Linked DNA regions of Homo sapiens: region 1 is linked to region 2. The links are chromatin contacts, found by Hi-C or POLR2A ChIA-PET in ENCODE. All regions are on one chromosome and are shown on one strand. Each heading gives the region's core, a stretch centred on a gene start or an enhancer-like site at or near the end of the contact. The rest is flanking DNA. Distances are from core to core; before and after follow the strand shown. Region 1 holds the start of ENO2 (enolase 2). Region 2 holds the start of P3H3 (prolyl 3-hydroxylase 3).

Evidence for each region. Hi-C counts contacts between places; a loop is a spot of excess contacts on that map. ChIA-PET counts read pairs that join two places held with the same protein, here RNA polymerase II (POLR2A). Pooled maps may share reads with other maps.
Region 1: a loop to region 2 is called in a pooled map, with 2.1 times the contacts of the local background. The contact joins the promoter of ENO2 here to the promoter of P3H3 in region 2. A Hi-C loop is called at or near these places in 2 of 50 pooled maps. POLR2A ChIA-PET finds 5 or more read pairs at or near these places in 6 of 52 experiments (H1, HepG2, OCI-LY7 and 3 more).

Annotation. Positions count from the first base shown.
Region 1 is chr12:6,913,220-6,915,919 of GRCh38, forward strand. It overlaps ENO2 (enolase 2), which reads left to right and starts at 1,361. Exons shown (of 12, transcript NM_001975.3): 1 at 1,361-1,440; 2 at 2,602-2,698. The coding sequence starts at 2,614. It overlaps LRRC23 (leucine rich repeat containing 23), which reads left to right. Exons shown (of 8, transcript NM_001135217.2): 8 at 672-1,010. RefSeq lists enhancers at 764-833, 864-1,033, 1,712-2,353, 2,354-2,700 and silencers at 1,144-1,633, 1,165-1,355.
Region 2 is chr12:6,826,957-6,829,656 of GRCh38, forward strand. P3H3 (prolyl 3-hydroxylase 3) reads left to right here and starts at 1,451. Exons shown (of 15, transcript NM_014262.5): 1 at 1,451-1,982. The coding sequence starts at 1,485. GPR162 (G protein-coupled receptor 162) reads left to right here. Exons shown (of 5, transcript NM_019858.2): 5 at 1-465. The coding sequence ends at 248. RefSeq lists enhancers at 108-676, 1,834-2,335, 2,074-2,133, 2,383-2,700 and a silencer at 1,814-1,923.

The DNA of each region.
Region 1 (2,700 bases), core at 111-2,610, 86 kb after region 2:
ACTTAGGAGGCCAGAAGAGTAAGTGAAAAGAATTGGGGTGGCAGGCAGAGGAGTTGGTGGGGGGTGGGGCAGCCATACCTGACACAGAGTGAAGTCGGCTAGGAAAGGACAGGTGTGGGTGCATGGTAGGGGCTGCAGGGGAAAGTTGGTGGTGTATGCAGCTGGACCTAGGAGAGAAGCAGGAGAGGAAGATCCAGCACAAAAAATCTGAAGCTAAAAACAGGACACAGAGATGGGGGAAGAAAAGAGGGCAGAGTGAGGCAAAAAGAGACTGAAGAGATGAGGGTGGCCGCCAGGCACTTTAGATAGGGGAGAGGCTTTATTTACCTCTGTTTGTTTTTTTTTTTTTTTTTTTTTTTTTTTTGCGAGGTAGTCTTGCTTAGTCTCCAGGCTGGAGTGCAGTGGCACAATCTCAGCTCACTGCAACTTCCACCTCCTGGGTTCAAGCAATTCTCCTGCCTCAGCCTCCCGAGTAGCTGGGACTACAGGCGCATGCAACCGCGCCTGGCTAATTTTTGTATTTTTAGTAGAAACGGGGTTTCACCACGTTAGCCAGGATGGTCTGGATCTCCTGACCTCGTGATCTGCCCGCCTCCGCCTTCCAAAGTGCTGGGATTACAGGGGTGAGCCACAGCGCCTGGTCCCTATTTACTTCTGTCTTCTACCTCCAGGAGATCAAAGACGCTGGCCTTCAGACCTGATCAGACTCCCAGGGGCAGCCACCACATGTATGACAGAGAACAGAGGATGCCTGTTTTTGCCCCAAAGCTGGAAATTCATCACAACCTGAGGCCCAGGATCTGCTCTGTGCCGGTCCTCTGGGCAGTGTGGGGTGCAGAATGGGGTGCCTAGGCCTGAGCGTTGCCTGGAGCCTAGGCCGGGGGCCGCCCTCGGGCAGGCGTGGGTGAGAGCCAAGACCGCGTGGGCCGCGGGGTGCTGGTAGGAGTGGTTGGAGAGACTTGCGAAGGCGGCTGGGGTGTTCGGATTTCCAATAAAGAAACAGAGTGATGCTCCTGTGTCTGACCGGGTTTGTGAGACATTGAGGCTGTCTTGGGCTTCACTGGCAGTGTGGGCCTTCGTACCCGGGCTACAGGGGTGCGGCTCTGCCTGTTACTGTCGAGTGGGTCGGGCCGTGGGTATGAGCGCTTGTGTGCGCTGGGGCCAGGTCGTGGGTGCCCCCACCCTTCCCCCATCCTCCTCCCTTCCCCACTCCACCCTCGTCGGTCCCCCACCCGCGCTCGTACGTGCGCCTCCGCCGGCAGCTCCTGACTCATCGGGGGCTCCGGGTCACATGCGCCCGCGCGGCCCTATAGGCGCCTCCTCCGCCCGCCGCCCGGGAGCCGCAGCCGCCGCCGCCACTGCCACTCCCGCTCTCTCAGCGCCGCCGTCGCCACCGCCACCGCCACCGCCACTACCACCGTCTGAGTCTGCAGTCCCGAGGTGAAGCCCCCGCCAGGCCCAGAGCCCCTGTGGCCCCCTCCCTTCGCCGCGGCGCCCCTGCCTCCTTTACCCGGTGCCGCTGCGCACCTCTCCGCATCTCTGGCCCGGTGCAGCTGCGCACCTGCTCCGCCGCCCGCGCCCAGGGCGCCTTCCCTCCCTGGCCTTCCCCGCCCGCTGCCTTCGCTTTCTGGCCCTCTGCGCGCCTATCTCTAACTGCGCCTCTCCACCCTTGCCTGCCTCTCTCCCGGTGCTCGCCCTCATCTACGGTTCTATTTGTTTCTAAGTTGGGAGCCTCTCCGGGCGGTGCATTTTTATCCTAGAGCGTCCCTTTTGGTTTGCATTTGGGGAAATGTCTTCTCTCACCGTTCCTCACCTCCCCCAGACTTCCCTTGGACTCCCCTCTCTCCTGCTCTTCCCCACGGCGCCCCTCTCCGTTCGCGCTTCCTCCCCTCTGCTGCACGGGGGAGAGATGGAAGAAGTGGGGATCTGTCGAGGCGCAGAGGGGAGGACAGGCCCAGCTCGCCTCCACTCCCCACCGGCTCTTATCCTCTTCACTTCCCGCTGCAACCCCCAGGGACTGCAGGGCCTTTCTCAGGACCCTCTTCCCCGACACCTGTATTGCATGCGCCTTTCGCGGGAAGAGGAGGGATACACGTTTGGGAGAGAGTGGGACCTTGGGGAAGGGGCAGTGTTCAGGCAGCTGGGGTGTTAAGTTGGGGAGGTATGGGGGCTCTGGAAGAGAGGCCCAGGCAGCCCATCCTCTTCTTGGCTCCCAGGAGAAATGCAAGCCTGGCAGCCATTCCGCTCTGAGGAGATCTGGGGGAACCCCACCGGCTGGCCAAGCTGCAAAGAGGCGCGGGAACCACTGTCGTGCCCCTCCCCTCCTCACTGCAGTGTTCTCCCATCTCATCATTTGATCTTACCCCGCCCCCCACTGCAGTGACCTCCCCTTCCTCACTGCATTGACCTTCTCCTCTTCCCAGGGGGGAGGGGGAATCCCTTCTACAGCCCTAGACTGCAGCCAGCGCCTCCCTACCCACCCCCCACCCACTGCAGTAACCTCTTTCCCATCCCTCCCAGCCTCCCGCCCCGCCCATTGATCTCAGGCTCCACCCCTCTAAGCCTCTTATCTTTCTCCTTCCTTCCCTTCCACCCGAGGAGATCCCAGCCATCATGTCCATAGAGAAGATCTGGGCCCGGGAGATCCTGGACTCCCGCGGGAACCCCACAGTGGAGGTGGATCTCTATACTGCCAAAGGT
Region 2 (2,700 bases), core at 201-2,700:
CCTTCATCGATGAGACACCTCTGCCTTCTCCGACTGCCTCACCAGGGCACTCTCCTCGTCGGCCCCGGCCACTGGGCCTCTCACCCCGCCGACTCTCCCTTGGGTCCCCTGAGAGCAGAGCCGTTGGACTTCCTTTGGGACTAAGCGCAGGGAGACGCTGCTCCCTGACGGGGGGTGAAGAAAGTGCAAGGGCTTGGGGAGGATCCTGGGGCCCAGGCAACCCCATCTTTCCCCAGCTGACCCTGTGAGCCCAAGCAGGCCTGCTGAACTCAGAGGAGAAAGCCTGAGTGAGTAACACCTCATTCTGGCCGAGAGTAGGGCAGCTGCCTCCAGACTCTGGGGAGACGGGCGCTAGATTTGGGGCTCAGAAGGCCCTGCTCTCTCCCATCCAAGTGACCAGATGCCCTACTCAGCTTCCATCACCCCTAGCAATATGTATTAAAGTCTGAAGTGTTGCCATGGAAACCTCAGTGTCCAGTGTACTGCGGTGGAAAGGGGCTTGGAGGGTGGAGTGGCTCACAGGGGACACGACAGAGCAGGGGCAGCAGACAGAGGCACAGAAGGACACATGGAGAAATGATCACATGCTCCACCAGGCAGCCTCGCACAGGGAAGGCTGGGAGGAGCATATCCTGCTGGGGGCGGGGCTTGAGGACACACATCTTCGTTGGTTGGGGTATGAAGGATCTCTGTTCAGATTTGTTGAGGTGGTTTTAGAGCGTGGCTCCAGCCCCAGTGCCCAACTCTCCTTCTAACCTCAAATCCATGCAGGGGCTCACTTTATGGGCAGGAAAGGTTTTGGGGCTGATGCAGTGTCCCGGGCCTGGACACCTCCTCCTTGCTGCATTTTAAAGCTCTTTCTCCAAAGGAGTGCAGGGGTGGATGAGTGTGTGTGTGGGCGGGGGTGGGAGTGCAGGGGTGGATGAGTGTGTGTGTGGGGGAGTGCAGGGGTGGATGAGTGTGTGGGGGGGGTGGGAGTGCAGGGGTGGATGAGTGTGGGGGGGTGGGAGTGCAGGGGTGGATGAGTGTGGGGGGGTGGGGGGGGGCGAGGGGGGGATCGGCGTCCACACTCCTTTTTCTGGACCCAGAAGCGTGTGTGTGGAGGGAACACAGCCCCAGTAGTTACCCCCAGACCTCAGGGGCTGAAGTCACCGCTGGGGCTGAAGTCATCCTTCATGGATGCCCAGGCCTGCTCCAGTTCCCGCCTTTTGCCCTCCTCCTCCCAGTTTCTCCCTCTTATTCCACACTAGACCAGCTTTGTCCACTCAGCACTCTTCTCTCTCCATCTTTTCACATGGGCCTCTCCCACCATCGGGTCTCAGCCCCATCTTCTCTCTCTCTCTCTCTCTCGGCCTCCCTCATTATTTCTCCCTCTCCCTCCGCCTCTCCATCTCTCCTTCCTCCCCCTCCCTCCCCTTCCCCCCTTTCCTCTCCCTCCCTCTCGGCTCCCGCATTTCCCCTCGGCTGCCGGCGGCTCCGACATCATGCTCCGGCTCCTCCGGCCGCTGCTGCTACTGCTGCTGCTGCCTCCCCCGGGGTCCCCTGAGCCCCCCGGCCTGACCCAGCTGTCCCCGGGGGCGCCCCCGCAGGCCCCCGACTTGCTCTACGCTGACGGGCTGCGCGCCTACGCGGCCGGGGCTTGGGCGCCGGCCGTGGCGCTGCTGCGGGAGGCGCTGCGGAGCCAGGCGGCGCTGGGCCGGGTGCGGCTGGATTGCGGGGCGAGCTGCGCGGCCGATCCGGGCGCCGCGCTCCCCGCCGTGCTTCTCGGGGCCCCGGAGCCCGACTCCGGGCCGGGACCCACGCAGGGGTCCTGGGAGCGACAGCTTCTCCGTGCAGCGCTCCGCCGCGCAGACTGCCTGACCCAGTGCGCAGCACGGAGGCTGGGCCCCGGGGGCGCGGCGCGGCTTCGCGTGGGGAGCGCGCTCCGGGACGCCTTCCGCCGTCGGGAGCCCTACAACTACCTGCAGAGGGCCTATTACCAGGTGGGGAGCGGGCCGGGCAGCTCCGAGGGTCCCAGCCCTCACCACGACGCTGTCCTACTTTGCGTTGCCCAGGAGTAGGCGGAATGCTGTTGCCCGGGCCCCGCACGGGGCTGGGGAGCGTACCGCGGGCCTCTGCGTAGGAGCTGGCTAAGCGACCGCGAGGACCTCTTGAGATCGCAGAGGAGCAGCCGAGGGGGAGTGCGAGCAGAATGGGAATGGGGCGGGGAGGTCGTGAGGTGGGACGGGAGCAGATCGAAGATGGAGGGACAGGGCCGCCTCTTCCTAGGAATGAAGCGGAGGCGGTGGGGGCGAAACCGGCTCTCGGACGGGAAGTGTGCGTGGGTGTGTGTGTGTGTCGGGGGTGGTGGTGAGTGTGAACCTTCGCTTGGGGCAGGAGGTAGCTTCGGAAAGGAAGGAGCAGACGGAGGCAAGGTTGGGGTCCTCCGAGGCCAGACCTCTGCGGGCGGGGAGGGGACAGCACGCCGCAGCCGCCGGTACCGCAGCAGTTGCCTACGTGGCTGGGGAAGCGGGGCGCCGGTTGTACTCACCTCAGCTCAGGGTCCTAGAGACCTGCGGGTTTTGCTGGTCGCTGAGGTCTCCCCCACTTCCCCACCTCACTTAAGCCATCACTTCCACCTGGTCTCCCAAATTGAGGTCCTGAAGTCCTGAGACCCATGTCCCACCCAACTCCGACGTCTTTAGATCCCCTTTCCCTCGG